Regions from separate parts of the Homo sapiens genome. Here all the other regions are linked to region 2. A link is an interaction called in ENCODE POLR2A ChIA-PET data of the cell type or tissue named here. Cell type or tissue: K562. All regions are shown on one strand. Links, peaks and the distances in the headings refer to the core of each region. The heading gives the core; the rest is flanking DNA.

The links. ChIA-PET counts read pairs that join two places held together with the same protein. Peaks named below come from ENCODE experiments on the same cell type or tissue, not always from the same donor. Only the 100,000 strongest peaks of a DNase experiment are listed, where the experiment ranks them.
Region 1: POLR2A ChIA-PET joins it to region 2 with 6 read pairs; 4 of 35 experiments call an interaction of 5 or more read pairs at or near these places.
Region 3: POLR2A ChIA-PET joins it to region 2 with 5 read pairs; 3 of 35 experiments call an interaction of 5 or more read pairs at or near these places.

What each region holds. Positions count from the first base shown.
Region 1 is chr11:27,435,004-27,440,003 of GRCh38, reverse strand. The region is part of intron 1 of LGR4 (leucine rich repeat containing G protein-coupled receptor 4); the gene reads left to right. Among named protein-coding and RNA genes, the nearest start is that of LGR4-AS1, 34 kb to the left of the region's middle. In K562, for the core only: no CTCF peak of the experiment used is centred there; no DNase peak of the experiment used is centred there.
Region 2 is chr11:27,290,564-27,301,408 of GRCh38, reverse strand. LOC105376601 (a long non-coding RNA gene) reads left to right here and starts at 3,419. Exons shown (of 2, transcript XR_931142.3): 1 at 3,419-5,401; 2 at 6,840-10,566. In K562, for the core only: a CTCF peak has its summit at 4,809 (motif pointing right); a DNase peak (open chromatin) is centred at 4,818.
Region 3 is chr11:27,418,479-27,423,478 of GRCh38, reverse strand. All of the region lies in intron 1 of LGR4 (leucine rich repeat containing G protein-coupled receptor 4), which reads left to right. Among named protein-coding and RNA genes, the nearest start is that of LGR4-AS1, 51 kb to the left of the region's middle. In K562, for the core only: no CTCF peak of the experiment used is centred there; DNase peaks (open chromatin) are centred at 2,628 and 3,088.

The DNA of each region.
Region 1 (5,000 bases), core at 1-5,000, 140 kb before region 2:
AACCTGAGAGGCGGAGGTTGCAGTGAGCTGAGATCGTGCCACTGCACTCCTGCCTGAGCAACAGAGCGAGACTCCGTCTCAAAAAAAAAAAAAAAAAAAAAAGAGAAATCCTACCTCAAGGAAAACCAGAGAGTGACAATTCATATTTAAAAAATCACTCCCTAGGGTGTCTTTAAGAGTGTCCCAGTTTTTAAAGTATTCGCTCACTACCTGCTTCATAAAATGGCCAGGGTACAGGGAGGGAAGTGGAGCAGAGAGAGGTAGACAAAAGAAAACTTCTGCTATTGAGAGCATTGCCGAGTAAAAATGCACCCAAGGGAATGTTAAATGACATAGTTTCTGTGGAAAACTGTGGTGGTTCCTCAAAAAATTAAAAATAGAGTTGCCATATGGCCCAGCAATTTCACTCCTGGGTATATGTATTCCCCGCAAATTGAAAGCAGGATTTTAAAAGAAATATTTGCACACCTGTGCTCATAGCAGCATTATTCACAATAGCCAAAATGTAGAAGCACCCCACATGTCCATTGATGGGTAATTGGATAAACAAAATATGGCATATACACACATACAATAGAATATTATTTAGCCTTAAAAAGGAAGGAAATCCATCCTGACACATGCTACAAAATGGATGAACTTTGAAGACATGCTAAGTGAAATAAGCCAGTCACAAAAGGAGAAACACTGTATAATTCCATTCATATAGGTACTTAGAGTAGTCAAAATTCATAGAGACAGAAAGTAGCATGGTGGATGCCAAGGGCTAGGGGGAGTGGGGAATAGGGAGTTACTGATTAATGGGTAGAGTTTCAGTTTTGCAAGATGAAAAAAGTTCTATGTGGATGGATGGTAGTGATGGATGCTACTGAACTGTACATTTAAAATGGTAAATCTCCATTTACCATCACGACATCTCCATTATGAAAATGTCAATATTCTTATACATCAGGGTTTTTTAACCTTGGCATTGACATTTTGTGCTGGATAATTCTTGTTGTAGGGGCCGGTATTAGCCTGGGTTTTCCAAAGAAATAGGACCAGTAGAATATATATAGGATATATGTATATATGTTTACTGAGATTGATTAAAAGGAATTGGCTCAGGTGGTTATTGGAGGTATAGTTCCAGTCCACGACTGAAGGCCTGGGACCCGGGAGAGCTGATGGGGTAAGTTTCAGTTAGAGTCTGAAGGCCTGAGAGCCAAGAGAGTCAATGGTGTAAGTTCTAGTTCGAGCATGAGTCAGAAGGCCAAAGTCTCAGCTCAAAGACAGTTAGGCAGAGAGAGCAAATTCTCCTTTACTTCACCTTTTAATTGTTTTCTAACCTTCAACAGATTGGATGAGGCCCACCCATATTAAGGAGTGCAATCTGGTTTACTCAGTTTACTGATTACAATGATCATCTCATCCAGAAACACCCTTATATATATACCAAGAATAACGTTTAACCAAATATGTGGGAACTCCATGGCTTAGTAAGTTGACACATAAAATTAACCATCATAGGGTCTGTCTTAGGCATTGTAGGAGGCTTAACACCATCCCTGGCCCCTACTCACTAGATACCAGTAACCTCCCAGCTTCTGCCTGCCAAGTGGTGGCAACCAAAAATATCCTCAGACATTGCCAACTGTCTCCAATGCCAGATCACCCCTGGTTGAGAACTATTGCTATACATTTTTCAGAAGAGTATAAATGTCTTAGGTAAGGAAAATAGATGTTCATTCTAGACTTGCATTTGTTTTGCCATCTCTTGCAATTTTTAGATAATGATGTTTTTATGTAATACATACTAGTTATCAGTTTGTATTGGGAGAAATGTGGAAAATGCACAGACCAAGATTTGGGTCTTGATTCTGGTTGTGTGGCTTTGAATAAAGAAATGGCCTTTGATTTACTCATCAGTACAAGTTCCAAAGGTGGGGGTGAGAATGACTTGAACTAGGTCATCTCTATGGTTTCTATGTCTTTTTTTTCCTGGGGCGGGTGGAGAGTCTTGCTGTGTTGCTCAGGCTGGAGTGCACTGGAGCGATCATAGCTCACTGCAATCTTAACCTCGCAAGCTCAAGTTGTCCTTCCATCTCAGCCACCTCACCCCTGTCCTGAGTATCTGGGACTACAGGGCACGCCACCCCTCCTGGCTGTATTTTTTAATCTTTTTTGTAGAGACAGAATCTCACTATGTTACCCAGGCTGATCTCAGACTCCTGGGCTCAGGAGGTCCTCCTGCCTGTACCTCCCAAAGTGCTGGAATTATAAGCTTGAGCCATTGTGCCTAGCTTTATGATTTCTTTTAGCATAAACACACACACACACACACACACACACACACACACACACTAGTCCTTTAAAAGAGATTCAAGTAAAAATCCATAAAGACTTTAAAAATAGGACCACCTTCTTTTCATGCCTAGCATTACAAGGATTGGAAGGACGGATCTAGTCCCTGTTCTTGCAGGAAATACCTGACCAGGTGACATGCAATAAAAATAGTCACTCCTTCTCAATTTTAACTCACTATTTATTTATAAAGCATTTGATAAAAAATGCATTTTATGGAGGTACGTTGGTTTTAATGATTGCTTCTAGGTAGCACTTTGAAACTTTTCTCAACACTAGAAAATAGTAGCATGTCTTTGGTCTGTTCAATACACATGGATAATTATAATTTCTTTTCAAAACAGCAATTTATAAAAAAAAAAATTGGCCAAAACAGTAGGGTTCCTTGGCTATTTTTAGGGAAGAAATTACTAAGATGCAAAATAAGTTTTAAAATATAAACAAGTGTGTGTATATTTGGACTAACTTACATGTTTACATTGGTTGTCCTGAGTCAGCCACATAAGTGGCAGTTTGCATTCTGGGCCAAGCTTTTTAGCCTGCTGGCCCCCAAATTTAAGACCCATCCCAACTTTTTTGGCTCATGTTTCTATCTAAATATTGGGTGGAAACAGCAGAAGAACCAAAGTAAAATGGAAGGGGGGATTTTTTGAAATTAAAACTAGTTAGTAACCAAACAGACAGATATATGCCAGATTTTTTAGTGCCATTCCCACCCCCTCAAATCCCTCCATCTCCCTTCAACACCCCCTCCTATCCCCGCAATGCAGTGCAAAGACTGGTATAGCTAAGGGCCTATCTATCAAACAGATTCAAGATTTGCAAGCGTAAGACATGTAGGGTTAGAGTTACCTGCAGCTGTGTGATAGGTACGTAATAACATATGAACAAACGATATTAACACCTGTGGTGAGTGAGTGGTCCAATAGCTATTTTTATTGCCATGTTGTAAACTATAATGACAAAAATTGTAGGGCTTATAGAAAATATCTTTACTGCTATCATGATTTATTTTCCTGGGATTTTGTTCTTTTTCCTCTCCATATACATGATAAAAAAATATGGTGAAAACACTATTACATATATATTGTTAGTTATATAAGTGTTGTCTTCACTTTTCACCAAGCCAAGTGAAACATCCATCCTTATAATTTATCCATCCAGGATAAATTTCCTGGATAAATAAGTAGTTTTAGAATATTTCTTAAAATCATTCATTAGTGCCTGACAGTTTCTTTCCTTCCTTCCTCCCCTCCCCTCCCCTCCCCTCCCATCCTCTCTCTCTCTCTTTCTTTCTTTCTTTCTTTCTTTCTCTCTCTCTCTCTGTCTTTTATTTCTTTCTTTCTTTGCATTATGGTGTAGTGATTCGGGAGACAGGATTTTGAAGATTGTCTGGGTATTCAGATCCTGGCTTGACATCATTTCGAGGTGACTTTAAGAAGTTCCATTTGGCCAGGAGCAGTGGCTCACACCTGTAATCCCAGCACTTTGGGAGGCCAAGGTGGGTGGATCACGAGGTCAGGAGATCGAGACCATCCTGGCTAACACGGTGAAACCCCATCTCTACTAAAAATACAAAAAATTAGCCGGGCGTGGTAGTGGGCGCCTGTACTCCCAGCAACTCAGGAGGCTGAGGCAGGAGAATGGCAAAAACCCAGGAGGCGGAGCTTGCAGTGAGCCCCAGATCGCGCCACTGCACTCCAGCCTGGGTGACAGAGCGAGACTCCGTCTCAAAAAAAAAAAAAGAAGTTCCATTTCCAGTTCTGTAAAATGAGAATAGCGATAGAACCTACCTCTTAGGATTATTGTGAGGTTAAGATATGTGAACCATTTGCCTCCAGCCTGGCACTAGATGCATTCAAAGTAGTTGATGAGCTGGGCACAGTTGCTTATACCTGTAATCACAGCACTTTGGGAGGCTGAGGTGGGAGGATCACTTGAGGTCAGGAGTTCAAGACCAGCCTGGCTAACATGATGAAACCCCATCTCTACTAAAAATACAAAAATTAGCTGGGTGTGGTGGCAGGCATCTGTAATCCCAGCTACTTGGGAGGCTGAGGCAGGAGAATAGCTTGAACCCAGGAGGCGGAGGTTGCAGTGAACCGAGATTGCACCACTGCACTCCAGCCTGGGCAACAGAGTGAGACTTCATCTCAAAAAAAAAAAAAGTAGCTGATGAACAGAACAGAAGAGGCACTTGGTCAAATAAGTGTTATCTAGAAAGGATAATACCATCATTAGAATTTGATCATTTAAGAGACTCTGTCTAGTAGCATTGTTATCTCTGAGTTTTTGTTGTTGTTGTTGTTGTTTGTTTGTTTGTTTTTTGAGACAGAGTCTCACTCTGTTGCCCAGGCTGGAGTATAGTGGTGTAATCTCAGCTCACTGCAGCCTCTGCTTCCTGGGTTCAAGCTATTCTCCTTCCTCAGCCTCCCAAGCAACTGGGATTACAGGCGTGCGTCACCATGCCCAGCTAATTTGTATTTTTAGTAGACATGGGTTTTCACCATATTGGCCAGGCTGGTCTCGAACGCCTGATCTCAAGTGATCTCCCGACTTGGCCTCCCAAAGTGCTAGGATTACAGCCATGAGCCTCTGCACCTGGCCAAGTTTTATCTATAAGTAGCTCGTCAGGAAGGTCATCTGGTGTAGTGTTG
Region 2 (10,845 bases), core at 2,560-7,559:
ATCTTCATATGCATCAGGACACAGTACAGGAGTGTCATAAATAATAGTATTTCTTATAATAACTAAGAGCTCAAAACAGCTCAAATACCCAACAACAGTAACATGATAAATACATTGTGGATTAGTCATGTAATGGAATATTCTACAGATGAAAGAACCTTGTGGATCAGTCATGAAATGAAATACTCCACAGAAGTGAAAATAAAGAAACTAACACTATACACACCCACATGGATAAACCTCTGGAGCATAATATTGAGAAAAAGAAATGAGTCAGAGTATAATCAGTATGATTCAATTTACATAAAATTTAAAACTAAGCAAAACTAAATGATACACTGCTTAAGTCTACATACACAGGTAGTAAAACTATAAAGAATGGCTAGTTTACACTTGGGTGAGAGGGAGAGAGATACAACAAGGAGGTGCACAAAGTGTGTTTGAAGGTATCAGTAGCGCTCTATTAACCTGAGTGATGGTTATACGGGTGCTTGTATTTTCTTTTTTATTTAATTTAATTTATTTTTTTGAGACGGAGTCTTGCTCTGTCGCCCAGGCTGGATTGCAGTGGTGCGATCTCCGCTCACTGCAAGCTCCGCCTCCCGGGTTCACGCCATTCTCCTGCCTCAGCCTCCCGAGTAGCTGGAACTGCAGGAGCCCGCCATGACGCCCGGCTAATTTTTTGTATTTTTTAGTAGAGACGGGGTTTCACCGTGTTAGCCAGGATGGTCTCGATCTCCTGACCTCGTTATCTGCCTGCCTCGGCCTCCCAAAGTGCTGGGATTACAGGTGTGAGCCACTGCCCCCGGCCTGTATTTTCATTATTATTTAATTTAAACAAATATGTTTATATTCTTTTCTATGCATAACATTTCACAATTCAAAATAATTAAGATAACGACAAGCAAGAGAGAAGTTATTTGATGGAGTAAGATCCTTAAGGCAGTCCACTGGGATAAGCTTCAGAACACAAGCAAGTGGACATTTCTTGAACAGAAAGAAGGGCAACTTCTCTTCTGAGAGCAGAGCAAGTAGATCCAAGGATGGGAACCAGATGAAGTAATGCTTTCAGGTCTCTGTATGGAGTAGGAAACTATGGCGAGAAGCAAGTTGGGGGAATTCAAGTCTGACGGACTGCCTTTTTCAAGAAGGTGGCGTGGTCTGCTGAGAATGAAGGGATAGGTTTGGATAGGAGGCACGAGGTGGGTAGTGGGGGCTTTAAAGAGTATTTCACCACGCCTGTAATTCCAGCACTTTGGGAGGCCAAGGCGGGGGGATCACGAGGTCAGGAGATCGAGACCATCCTGGCTAACACGGTGAAACCCCGTCGCTACTAAAAATACAAAAAAAAATTAGCCGGTTGTGGTGGCGGGCGCCTGTAGTCCCAGCTACTGGGGAGGCTGAGGCAGGAGGATAGCGTGAACCCGGGAGACAGAGCTTGCAGTGAGCGGAGATCAGGCCACTGCACTCCAGCCTGGGCGACAGAGCAAGACTCCGTCCCAAAAAAAAAAGAGTATTTCACAAAGTGGATCAGGTAATGCCATGGATAATACTTGGAGGTGATTTTCATGGCTACATAGGTGTTTTTAAACTTTTAACAGTTATGAGATTATTTTAATGCTTTTTTTTTTTTTTTTTTTTTTTTTTTTTGAGATGGAGTCTCGCTCTGTCGCCCAGGCTGGAGTGCAGTGGCGCAATCTCGGCTCACTGCAAGCTCCGCCTCCTGGGTTCACACCATTCTCCTGCCTCAGCCTCCCAAGTAGCTGGGACTACAGGCGTCCGCCATCACGCCCGGCTAATTTTTTGTATTTTTAGTAGAGACGGGGTTTCACCATGGTCTCGATCTCCTGACCTCGTGATCCGCCCGCCTCGGCCTCCCAAAGTGCTGGGATTACAGGCGTGAGCCACCGCGCCCGGCCCCGCATTTTTTCATTTTAATAGTTTTTTGTTTAATGTGTATTCATGAAAAATGGCATGTCAAATCTCATATTTCATGGATATTACAGTACTTACAAAGCAAAAGTGATGTTAAAAGTTGAGTTAAAGAAAGCTTTTCAGTAAATATTAGCTCAGGTGCTACTTTAATATGGCAAAAATCTTGAAGGTAGAACTCAAACACCTAAAATTTGGGAAATTTTGATTTAAATAAGATAATCAATGATTGTGAAAAGAGGAGCACTATGGGTGAAAAGTCTAGTGAGCGGTGGTTAGGACCCAACTGCACCTAAAATCCCAGCTTTGTAGTGGTTTAGCCCTTAATTTTTAATTTAGAAGCCTCTGTGCCTTCATGACAGTGTTGCCAGTAACTGCTAAACAAAATTGGATGTGTCAGAATCAAAATAAAAAATTGAATTTGCAATCAAGATAAGCAAAATAAACTGGAGAATGAGAGGTATAGTTCGTTCTTGAACTCAGCACCTCCCGCTCCTGTTGTTGGATTTACTGCCATATGGGGAAAAATATATATAATCATGATAGTATCATAGCACAGTCATAAAGGTATGAACTCTGCTATGGAAACAAGCAGGAGTTGCCAACCAGGGGAGCTGGAAAAGACATTTTTGAGGTGACATTGTAGTAGGTGGGCAGAGTCTATGAAAAACTCAGGAAAGTTGTATGATAGAAGCTCAGACACATGCAAAGGCATGATGAGTAGGCAGTACATAAGAAGATCCAAAAAAAACCTTCCTAATTCAGAGGAACACTTAGGGGTCTGCCTTGATATTGAAATGTTCTTCTAGTCATTAGAATCTTGCATTTTTACTCACATTTTAAAATATCCCTTTTAAACTGTGACACCATTTCTGGGAGGTTTAAGGTAGGAAGCTGTTGTTATTGCTTAGGTTGGTTTGTCACCCAATCTAGACTGCAGGAGAGGATCACGGGGTAAAGAACAGAACTTTTCATAAGAGTGGCCCAGTATCCAGAGCCTGAGGTTGTCTATATGTAGAGTTCTAGATAACCCTACATACAGATAGATACAGATAGATAACAAGCCCAGATAACCAGAGGCCATTGATTAGGGGGAAATGAGTGGGTTCCCAGAGGGGCTGACTCAATGAGGACCATTCACATATTCATTCATTAAATATTTGTTGAGTGTGCACTAGTGTCGAGGGTGGTGTTTGGTGTCCAGAATTTGAATGAACAATATAAACATGCTCCCTACCCTCGTGGAGCTTACCTGGAAGAGACTCATGTTAATTAGTGAATTAGTCACTGTTCATTCACGCTTTTCCAAAGCCATTAGAAATGCCAGGATGTACCTAATGTAAATGACGAGTTAATGGGTGCAGCACACCAACATGACACATGTATACATATGCAACAAACCTGCACGTTGTGCACATGTACCCTAGAACTTAAAGTATAATAAAAATATATATATATAAAATTAAACAATTAAAAAAAAAAGAAATGCCAGGATGAAAAGAGCTAAGAATTTAGTCAGTGCTGGGTTTTGTTGACTGAAAAAAGCTCTTCCTATATTCACTGTGTTGCTTGTTTAGGCTCTTCACAGAGCTAGCCAGTGAGACTGTGGTGTGCTCCTACATTTGAAAAAAATGCTTCCAAATTGCTACTTTCCTAGAAACGTCTCAATTTGCTACTAATCCTAGACATGCCTGTGGGAATGCTAGAATGCCTTCCTTGATTGCAATATCCACAGACTTTTTCTTAAATGTTAGTGAATATACACTGATTTATTCATTCTTTGAAAATACTCTGAATAATGGGCTGAAAAGATAACTGGATAAGCATGGAAAACACCATAATTAAGGGAAAGAGTAAGAGCTACAAAGTTAAACTTCCTTGGGTTCTTGACATCTCAAGATTGTAACCAGTAGTTATTGATGGGTTCTTAACTTGGGGTCCTTGGAGTCATGGAGGATCAGTGGACGCCCTTCAATGTGGTCCACAAATTTCCTGATATTGTATGGAAACATTTGTAAGTATGGGTTCATAACTCTCATCTGATTTCTAATGGGATCCCTTGAAAATCAAGAATCACTTCCATAAATTCCCTGAAAGTGATTTCATGAAGGTAGAAAGGATAGTAGCATTTATGACAGTATTCATGGATAATCACTATGGTGTGAATATTTATCCCCTCCAAAACTCATGTTGAACTTTGATCCCTGATGTGGCAATATTGAGAAGTAGGGTCATTAAAAGGTGATTGGATCATGAAAACTCTGCCCTTGTGAATGGATTAATCCATTCGTAGATTAATGAATTAGTGGGTTAATGGGTTATCACGGGAGTGGGACTGGTGGCTTTATAAGAAGAGGAATAGAGACTGGAGCTAGCCTTCTCAGCCCTCCCTGTCATGTGATGCCCTGTGCCACCCTGGGACTCTGCAGAGAGTCCCCACCAGCAAGAAGGCTCTCACCAGATATGGCCCCTCAACCTTGGAGTTCTTAGCCTTCATAACTGTAAGAAATAAGTTATTTTTCTTTATAAATTACCCAGTTTCAGTTATTCTGTTATAAGCCACATAAAACGGACTATGACCATGACTTTATGTAATTGCCATAGAATATGAGGCAGTGCAACAGAGCAATAGGGCCTAGGAGTCAGCAGACCTGATCTCTAGCTCTGGTTTCCTAGTTACCAGCCATGTGACCTTGCATAAGTGTCGGTCCCATTTCAGCCTCAGTTTGCCTACCTTTTAAATGGAGGAAACCATACTTCATGTGGCCTTATTTTAAATGATCAGATGTGTGTGAAAATGCTATTGAAACTTCAAGGCGTTATCTAAAAGCAAGAGATGTTTACTCTCATACCTGTAGTTGGTGTATGTTCTTGGTCACTAGAGGGAGCCTTAGCATTCAGGGGAAGAATAAGCTAGTGATACTTATTCTTGAAAGCTTGAGGCCTCTATGAGAAGTAATTCTTTAAAAAACTTGCGCTTTATAAATATCCACTTCGATTTTTTAGAAAATTCAGAGAAAGGTCTATAAAAGCAAATATGACCACAGTTCCTTGTGACATAGATTTTCCCACCCATTAACCCACAGGATTCTTCCTTTTAACTTTCTCTATGATAAATTTAGCTTGTTGAAAATCCTAATATTTATGTAGAATTAATTTAACAGCAAGAAAAAGAAAGTAGAAAACACAATTTTCCAGAAGGCCATAGGAAGAAAGTACTTTTCCATTAGCAAAAACAATCCATTGTAAATTCCATGGCACATGGTAATGCTGTTAGAGGATTTTTGTATCCAGGCAGGACAGGGGAAGTACATTGTCTAACTTTGGCTTTCGATGTCCTATTGGGACCTTCTGAAGTTCTTAACTGGTGTGTTTTCCTCCTGCTAGTGCTAGAGTGGGAGGAATCTTACTCATTTGAAAAGAGCTTGACTGTTACATCAGAGGACCCCAGGATGGTCTGAAGGAGGAGGTATGAGAGAATGAAACATACTGGACTTAGGCTGGGTGTGGTGGCTCACACCTGTAATCCCAACAATTTGGGAGTCTGAGGTAGATGGATTACTTTAGGTCAGGAGTTTGAGACCAGCCTGGCCAACATGGTGAAACCTTGTCTCTACTAAAAATACCAAAAATTAGCTGGTCATGGTGGTGTGCACATGTATTCCCAGCTACTTGGGAGGCTGAGGTGGGAGAATTGCTTGAACCTGGGAGGTGGAGGTTACAGTGAGCTGAGATCGCATCACGGCACTCCAGCCTAGGTGACAGGGTGAGACTCCATCTTTTTTTTAAAAAAGATACTGAACTTGTACTTCAGGGAATCAGAATTTCACTGACTCGTTGTGTATTTTGGAGACAATATTTGTCCCCCTTTGGGGCCTCAGTTTTTCTCTCTGATTCTGACCAATACTATCCCATGTACTCCACATGTATACACTCATGGTCTGATGGGCATTCCTTATCAAGTATGGGACATTAGGTGATTAGACTCAGGCCCCAGATCGTGAAAGGCAGTGTTTTGCAGGAGCACAAAGCCCCTAGATTTATCTAATTTTCAACCCAAATGTATCTGGAGAAGGTGGAGTCTTGATATTTCTCTTTATGGCCCTTCAGATTGTGTTTTCATTCTGCAGTATAACAAATGCCTTCAAAAAACAGTGAACTTCATTTTTTCACATACATTTGCAGGAAGCAATGTAAAAACTTAATTGCTAATGTTTGTTAGCAAAACTGGCCAATGAAATGGTCAAGCACTGATCTGCCAAGTTTCCTTGATTCTAAGATATACTCCCACAAACCCTCCCCTCCTTAATTTAACTTTTTTTAAAAACAGGGACATGTCTGTGTCTCATTTAAAGAAGCATTGACTACCCCTCCTGAAGAGCTATTATTAAATCTATGGTATTTCCTACAGTGAATGGCCTTTTTGAATTCAGCAAGTATTTTTGGAAATACTTTATATTTGTTTTGTGTATTTATCATACGTGGAGGTGCAATAAGCTCTTCTTTACTACCATTCAAGCTCGAGCTTGCGTTGCAGCTATTAGTGTCTCCAAAGTCATCCCAGCAGGAAGGGATTTCTCTCTGTTGACAAAGGCAGGAGACTGAAGGTTATAAAGGATGAATGAAGCCTAGCTAGGCTTGTTCATTGCAGTTTATGAGAAACAGCTGCCTTTCTTTGTCAAGGCGCTTGTTTAAGGCTTTCCTCTCCTTTCCCCTGAAGTGTAATAACTACCTGAGACTAATCAGCTGACTTGGGTCAGAACAAGCCAGAGGCTCTGCTAGCCCAGTTAAAGCATGCCTGCACCATGTTAGCAATAGGAAATTTTCTAGAACAAGGCAAATGGATTGATCAATGATTCCATTCATGATTATAGTCCAAGTAATTTTCTCCTTTTTTTGTTTTTCAGAGGCTGTTTCTTCTTAAAGCTTTCAAGTGGTGTATAAGTCCCTTTATGCTGCTATAAAGGAATACCCAAGACTGGGTAACTTACAAAGAAAAGAGATTTATTTGGCTCATTGTTCTGCTGGCTATACATGAAGCATAATGCCAGCATTTGCTCTGGTGAGGGCCTCAAGAAGCTTATAATCATGGAAGAAGGAGATGGAGAGCCAGCATGTCACATGGAAGCGTGAGAGGAAGCAAGAGAGAGGGGGGAGGAGGTGCTAGGTTGTTTTAAACAACCAGTTCTCTTGTGAACTCAGAGAAAACTCACTCATTACTGTGAGGACAGCAGCGGCAAGTCATTCATGAGGCATCCACCCCCATGACTCAAACACCTCCCACTAGGCCCACCTCCAACACCGGAGGCCACATTTCAACATGTGATTTGGAGGGGACAAGCATCCAATCCATATCAGGTGGGGAAGGTCAGGAGGTGGACAACAGAATCATTGTTGCCCAGTTTAGGACTTCTCAAATTTTAGTGTACATGGAAATCACTGGAGTTCTCATTAAAATGCAAATTCTGATTCCATAGGTCTGGGAGTGAAGTCAGTGGGTAGAAGAGCTGATTCAGCATTGCCAAGGCATTCCCAGGTGATCCAGTATGGCTGGTCTTTGGACCACACTGAGTAGCAAGGCCTTAAATAATTTGTATGTCTTGTGTTTCCTGTTTCAAGCTGATGCACGATGTTAGTAGGATGAGGAATACATTTTATAAGCTATCCCCCTATCTGTCAGAAATGAAGAATGAATAAGTAATGATTGCAAAGCATATGAAAAATCATGAGGTCACACATTCTGTCTTCTGAATTAACACTTCAAGCAGATCTGGTTTTTCTCATGAGATTGCAAAGCAACTGTTTATTTGAGCATCCTCTCCCCTCCCCTCCCCCTCCGCCTCCCCTCCCCTCCCCCTCTGCCTCCTCTCCCCTCTCCCTCCGCCTCCCCTCCCTTCCCTCTCTGCCTCCCCCACCTCCTCCCCTCCCCTCTTTTCTTTTCTCTTTTCTTTTCTTTTTTTCTTTCTTTTCATCTTAGTCTGTTGCCCAGGCTAGCTCGCTCACTACAGCCTCCACCTCCTGGGTTCAAGCGATTCTCATGCCTCAGCCTCCCGAGTAGCTGGGACTACAGGTGTATGCCACCACACCCGGCTAATTTTTGTATTTTTAGTAGAGACAGGTTTTTACCATGTTGGCCATGCTGGTCTCAAACTCCTGACCTTAAGTAAGCCGCCTGCCTCAGCCTCCCAAAGTGCTGGGATTACAGGCATGAGCCACCATGCTCAGCCTATTTGAGGTTATTTTTCATTGGTGGGCATCACGTTCTATACCACATTTATGCAGGAACACAGTAGGACAGCATGAGACTCAGTCTACCAATTCCTCTGGCTCTAAATCATCTGTTTTCTTCTTCTTTCTCTTACTACCAGGAAGTAATCCAATTATTGCTTATGCAAAGGGATGAGAAATTTCAGGTTTTTCTTGAATATTCTCTGGAGAGCTGCATTTTGGAATTGTTATAGTGAGTTTTTAGACCATTAATTTGGCTCATTTTATGTTGCTTTGGAGCTGCTGTTATTTTTACAATTTGTCTTATCTTGGTGAAACTGTAAGTTCATTGTAGTTGGAGGTCATGCCTCTATCTTTATAGGACTGGAAGATTGGAAGTGAACTTTACACTCATCAAGTCCCGTTTCCTCTTTAATATTTGAATTTCTACAAGCCAGCCTCTGCTTGAAATACAGTTGGTGATGGGGATCTTACTACTTTATATTCTAACCTTTGAACGGCTCTAAGTATGAGAAAGCTTTTCTATTATTGAATTTAGAGTGGTCTCCCTGTGGCTTTTGTCCACTAGCCCAGTTTTATTGACTGAGGGCAATTCTTTTGTCTTGAGTGGGGTGTGGACACTTAATGCATATTGTTGGATAATGACTTGTTCAGGCCTAGGTCGTGGGGTTCTCTGTGCCTTTGGCAATTCCTCATGCAGCAGAGTAGCCTTTAACTTCCGAGCTGTGGAATAAACCTGGGGCAAGGTCCAAAGCTGCACTGCCAGAAATTGCCTGAGCCAGGGTGAAGTAAAATAGTCACTCCTCATACGGACTTTATCTTGCTTGATTACAGGGGTTTACCATTTCCTGCATTTCCTTCTTACACCCATCCTGACTTAAGCCTTAAATCAAATGCAGGATGAAAATTCGTGATTACTCATGAATTTTCACTCAACAAGATCATTCAATAGGAATCTTTAAAATGGTGTCAATTTACAAAATATTTTTTTCTTTAGTCCTTACCTAATGCAAAATTTTAAAACTGGCAAAGTTGGACTTTGGTCCTTCTTTCCTATCCCTCTTCCGGAACCTTTCCACCCTTCCTGTTTTATGCTCCATGGGTGATCTGATCTCCAGGGATTCTCCCTTGCAGTATCATCTATGCCTTAGACCATACATTTCCTCTTTCCTCTTCAAAACTTACCTGTTTCCACTGTCTTATTCTTTCAGCAACTGGCTTTATGCAATGGGAACTTGGTTGCTAATGGGTTTTTCTCCCCTTAACAAATCCTTCATAATGTGTAAGATAGCTCTTGCTTTATCTGTCTACCTCAGTGTCATAATCTCTTAATCTTGTCAAACACGTGTTTCCAGATGGCCCTTATGGAATGGCTTTATAGTGAGGAAGGATAGGTATCATGATAAGGTCATGGATGAGAAAATGTTTTGGTCTGTGTGTCCCTCAGTACAAGTTCACATCATGCATTTCCCTCATTACATCATACTAGTCTCTATAAACAACAAAACAGCTCTTATTACATGGGATTATTAATTACAGCTACTTGCTATGTTCCAGGTACTGTGTCCAGGGCTTAATCGATTTCTCATTTAATGTTCACAACAATCCTGCCATGTAGGAAGAATTATTCTCATTTTACAGCAAACTGAAGTTCAGAGAGCATAAGGGAAATGGTTGTGCTTTAGTCAGGGGTAGGCTGAGGTGGCATAGCATGACTCAGCGGGTTTGGAGTGCAGGTGCACAACTCTGCACATTATGGAACCACGCCACATGAGGCGCATTAGGTGATCACCCACATGAGTTCCTGCTTGGCTCAGAGCCACTATTGTCTGTAAAAGGTATAACTACCCTGCTGTTGCTGTACATACAGCTTGCGCCCAGGCTCACTCATGCCCAGAGAGAGAGTAAAGCCATGTCAAAACTGTTTATGCTTCCTCGAGTGTTTTTCCAGCTACCTGCCACTTGCCCACCAACTCCCCTCGGACCTCAGTTAGAACCTAACAGAGAGGTTAGGTAATTTGCTTATCATCACATAGCTACTACATTGCAGAGACAGGGTTCAAACCAAGTTCTGTCTGACTGAAGCCCATGTGGCCTTCTTTTCTCTGATCACCCGAAGAACAGAAATCTAGGATTAGTGAGATTCCTTAGACAAGCCCTGCTTTGTCCACTTGCAATGTAACCTTCCTACTTCATCTAAGTGTGAAAAAACTACCACCTTCTTCTTCCCTGTTCTCTCAGCTTTCATCTCTCCCAGTTTTCTATGCTGAGAAAGGCTTTTTCTGGCTTCTACATGCACAAGAATAACAAATATCTGTTATTGAATTATAAGAATTTATTATGGAATGGGAGGGGGAATACTAAAAAATCCCATCTGGGGCCAATTAAAAAGAACTGTGTTCCCAAGTGTACGTGGTTTTTCTTTTTTCAGGAGAAGAACAGCTTCATCAACTCTTTGGTGCAGGAAGCATGGCATGGCTTCAGGGGAGCTGGGTGACTGAGATATCTCTGTACTATTTCTCAGAAGGCAAGATGGGTTCATCACCTTTAAATGACCAAGGCTCTACAGTGTCAGCCTTGGACCGAAGCATTTGTATCTGTGCCTAGATTTGTCACATTTTTTTAAAGGGCATCCCCATGAAAGTTTTTTGGAGGGACGGAGGGAATAAAAAGATGCCAAAATGC
Region 3 (5,000 bases), core at 1-5,000, 120 kb before region 2:
AGAGCAGAGGGGAGAAGGAGAGAGAGTGTGTGTGGGGTATGTGTTTGGGAGGGGAGTCTGCACGCCTCATCGCCTGAGGCGAAGTGATTGCTCCACAAGCCTGCATTATGGGGATGGTGAAATCCCAGGAAGCTTGCCTTTGGGTTCAGGCTCTGACGGTTGGCAGCTGGTCTTCAGGGTATATGGATTGCCTCATCATTTAGAATTCTCCTCTTGCCTCAACATAATGAGGTCAGTGCCTTAGTGTCTTAGAAACTGGAGCTGTTCTTGCCTAGGTCACTTATTGGATGTACAAACAGTGCTTATTGGAAGGCCCCTTTCAGACTGGGGGCATTAGGAGGGATTTACTGGAGTGTAGGTTTTTTGTGTTTTTTTCCCTTTGTTTTGTTTTTTTAATCTTAAAATCAATATGTTATCTAGGGATGGTTTTATCAGGTTATGTATAAACATTTTATGCACAGTAAGTGAAAAAAATGTCACGATGTTAATGTATACTTCTAAAAACTCAATAGAACCCAGGAGTAGCAGAGTGAAAATACAGCTAACTCAGTTTATCACCAGTTCTATAGAAACAGTTGAAAATAGAAGTGTAAGAAATTCTTGTAAATACCCCATGGGATCTCAGTGGCATTCTCTCATACTGTTACTGTCAGTTTTAGGGGGCCCATGTCACTAAAATATTAAAGATTAGGGTATGGACAAAGAAAAGGGAAACTTTAAAGGTTTTTAAAATCACTGGGCCAAGCTTGTGGTACTAGGAAGGCAGCTGTAATTTTGATTCAGTTTAAATGGAGGAATAAGAAATATTTGACTTGAGTAGGCAATTCCTTGAACTCATGGTTTTGAGTCTGTTTCATGGACAATATATTCGAACTTGAGGCTAAATCAGGGCATTCAGAGTTTGCAGTCAGGAAGAGAGAAGCAGGTACATGCTGAAACATTTTCCTGAATTGATACTTACCTTTACAACATTTGATGCATTCTGGCATTTTTCTGTTCTATTCTTTCCTCTTTCAATTTTTTAAAAAAGTTGGCTATGACCCATTGAAATGATTTCACAATCTATTAATTGGTTGTGAGCTGAAGTTTAAAAAATACGCGTCTAAACAGAAGTTTTCGTGGGCGTGCATGTTTGAAGGCAAGGACGGTGAAGTAATGTTTTCCTATCAGTCGCGTTAATAAGTGTAGCCATAATAAAACATAACCCATTTAGTTAATTAGAATATTTACCATAGTAAATGCTGTTGGATTGTTTTCTTTATGAATAGTGCATTTTGTCTGCTAGGATGAAGTAATTGAGTGTTTCCAATTTGCCCAGACGATAATCTTTATAATACTTCTTGTTGATGTTAAATGGACTATTGAAATAGTATTTTGTCTGTGTGTTTTGGCTGGTAATAAACACTGTTTTGTCATCGTAGGGTTACCAGAACAGCTGTTGACACCCAGAGATGCCTGGGAACACCAGTTAGGTAGGAAGAAAACAAGGAATATTATAGTTTTAACCCTTATCTATTCCCTGTGTTGCCAGATGGTAGGGTTCTTGATCAAATTAGAGACAGGAAAGTAATTTTTTTTGTCTTTGGCATTTATTTTTCTTTGCCATTTAATAGACATTACTCCAGAATTAGAGCATTTTATATTTTTCTCTTTAGAACATATCCCACACTTGTGAAAACTAGCCTGTTTAAAAAGACCAAAAGAAAAACAAACAAATAAACAAAACCAAAAGAAGCTGAACTTGTTTTAAAGCTAGAAAATATTGAATTAGTCTAACTAGTTTTATTTATTTTCTTTCTTTCTTTGTAGGTGGGCACCATCTAATAGTTTTATTTTTTAGTTACCCTTTTAAGAATTTGTAATTTAAGCCACACATACCTTTTGTTGTGTTGTGATATTTACACACCAGTGTTTTATCCTCACTCTTTTCTACCTTCTAGTGTTAGCTTCCCCTTGAAGAACACACCCTTAAATGTCTCCTAGGCTGTATTGCTTCATCAAGAGTGTAAACAATTACAGCATAAAATGGTACCTTTGGAAATGAAGTCATGCGTCTTTCTTAATTGCTGAACTCTTGTAATTCTGAAGGGGGTCTATTTTAGCCTGTACTTACTCCCATACTTGCTAACACAAGCAAATGGGCCTACACATACAGCTAGGAAAAGCATGAATCTAAGGGTTTCTTAGGGTTCCATAATTATGCATGGAATGTGCAGGAGCAGGAATGTCAAAGTAGGAGTAATCATGATAGATTTAGAAAGGGCCTTAGAGGTTAGTTGGTACAAAATATTTTACAGTGAAGGAAGCTGGAATTAAGCAGGTCTGGGTTTCTTCTTCCTAGCTTCCCCTCCCTTCGTCCCATTGTAATATATGGCTGTCAGGATGACGTTTCTACAGCAAATTTGATGTGCATAAACTTTGCTGGCAGCTTTCCACACTTTTAGAATAAAGTTCTGATTTCTAAAGGTCACATATGAAGGCCTTTTGGGATGTAGTTTTTGCTTGTCTTGGTAGCTTTTCTCACCACTTGTACACATACTGCCTATAATGATCAAATTCCTTGGTGGTCTTATCTTTTTGGACCATACTGCTTGTAATTCTCTAATTCCTTGATGGTTTTATCTCTTTGACCACTCTGGTTTTATCTCATTTGACCATGCTTTCACACATGATATTCTTTCTGACAAGAAGGCGCCCTCCACCTTCCCCCAAGACACACATTATCTAGTTCAGAGGCTTTCAACAAATTTTTTCTTTTAGTATGAACCCAGTGTGGATTGCAATTACATTATGACCATATACATATATAGGTGTGTGTGTATGAATGTACATGTGTGTATGTATATTATACGTAATATATATTTTATATAAAAATCTAAATAATTGTTATGAACATACTTATTTTTATATGTGATATACTTAACTTTGATATTAGTAATATCTGCCCTTTGTACCTGTGCACAACAGCTTTGGTGTTGGAAGCCTTTTTTGAGCTCCAGGTCTGATTCGATCATCTTCACTTGCTGAGTCACACGTCATAGTATTTACTTGTTTTGTTCCTCTCACTGCCTCAGACAGCTCTTGAGGGTAGAGACTGTGTCTCACTTGTCCTAGCACACAGGCACAGACCTAATAGGTGCTCAGTAAAGAGATAATGAAGAAACTGGACCCAGTGTTCTGCTACAAATTGATAGCCAAAATCGCAAAGACAGAAAAGAGCCCCATATTTCTCGATTCTCAAGACAGAGCTATGCATCAGAATTTTTCATTTAGAGTAGGACTTGGAGAATGGCTAGACATAGGATGAATTATTTTTTTTCTGAGGGGGAAATGTGAGAAGACACTATCATATATACTCTTAGTTATAAAAGAAAAAACCCACAAAATACAGGTATTGAGACTTAATTACATACAGCCAAATTCACACTTTTTAATATACAATTGTTTTGAAAAACTACAATTGTGTAACTGCTATCAAAATCAAGATATAGATCATTTCTATCACCACATAAATTTTTTTAATGCCTCTTCGTAGCCAGCCTTTTCTCCACCCCCCAACTGTTGCCACCACTGATCAATTTTCTGTGTCTATAGGTTCACCTTTTCCAGAATGCTGTATAAATGGAATCGTGCAATATGTAGCCTGTTGCATCTAGCCTCTTTTACTTAGCATAAGGTGTTTGAAATCATCCATATTGTTGCTTGTATCAGTAGTCTGCTCCTTTTTGTGCTGGATAACATTCCATTGTATAGACATACCAAAATTTCTTTATCCATTCACTAATTTAGGTTGTTTCCAGTTTGGGGATATATATACACATATATATGTGTATATATATAATTATATATATTATTATATATTATATTTATATATAATACATATATATTAAAACATATAATTATGTATATATAATTTATGTCTAGGATTGCTGGGTCATATAGTCATAAGTATATGTTTAATTTTATAAGAAATTACCAAACTGTTTTCCAAAGTGGTTGTACCATCTTGCTTGTTGCCAACAGCATATGAGAGTTCCAGTTGTTCCACATCTTTATCAGTACTTGGTATTGTCAGCTGCTATTTAAAAAAAATTTAGCCATTCTAAAAGTTGTATCATGTCTCATTGTGGTCTGATTTGCATTTCCTTCGTAACTACTATGAACATCTTTTCATGTGCTTATTTGCCATTTGTGTATCTTATTTGGTGAAGTATCTGTTCAAATCTTAAAAGCCCATTTTAAAATCAGACTTTTCTTATTATTGATTATAAGAGTTCTTTCTACATTGTAATATAAATTCTTTATATGTTTTGCAAATATTTCTTCCCAATCTTTTTTGTGTTGTTTCATTTTCTTAACAATGACAGCACAGCTTTGAAAGTCTTTGAAGGGAATATCCTAAAAGGTACTAAAGTAGAGGTTTTACCAGCCTGGGCAACACAGTGAAACCTGGTCTCTACAAATAATAATAAAATAATTAGCCAAGTAAGGTGGTGCTTGCCTGTAGTCCCAGCCACTTGGGAAGCTGAGGTGGGAGAATTGCTTGAGCCTGGGCAGTTGAGGCTGCAGTGAGCCATGATTGTGCCACTGCATTCTAGCCTGGGGCAACAAAGTGAGACTCCAGTCTCAAAAAAAAAAAAAAAAAAGATTTCAATCCACGAAAGTAGATGATCATAAAATGAATTAAACATTTTTCTGATAGAAACAAGTTTTTTTAAATTCATTTCTAAGATTTGAAGGTGACATTTTCTCTAGCCTTTCCAAGTTGTTAAGAAAGATTATACTTAGGGTGTTGAAGTACCTTAAATAGATAATGACTTTACAAGTTGATAACTTGTCTCTGCCATAATTAATGTTTATTTTTAAGTGTCAATATGGGTGTTGTGGCATCTGTCCTCTTAAGGATTCCAAGGCTGTAGAGAAGCATGTTTTGGATTCCTCTTGCTGGGAAGTACTCAGCCTTGGTACCTGAAAAAAACAGAAGATGTCAGACAGCATGG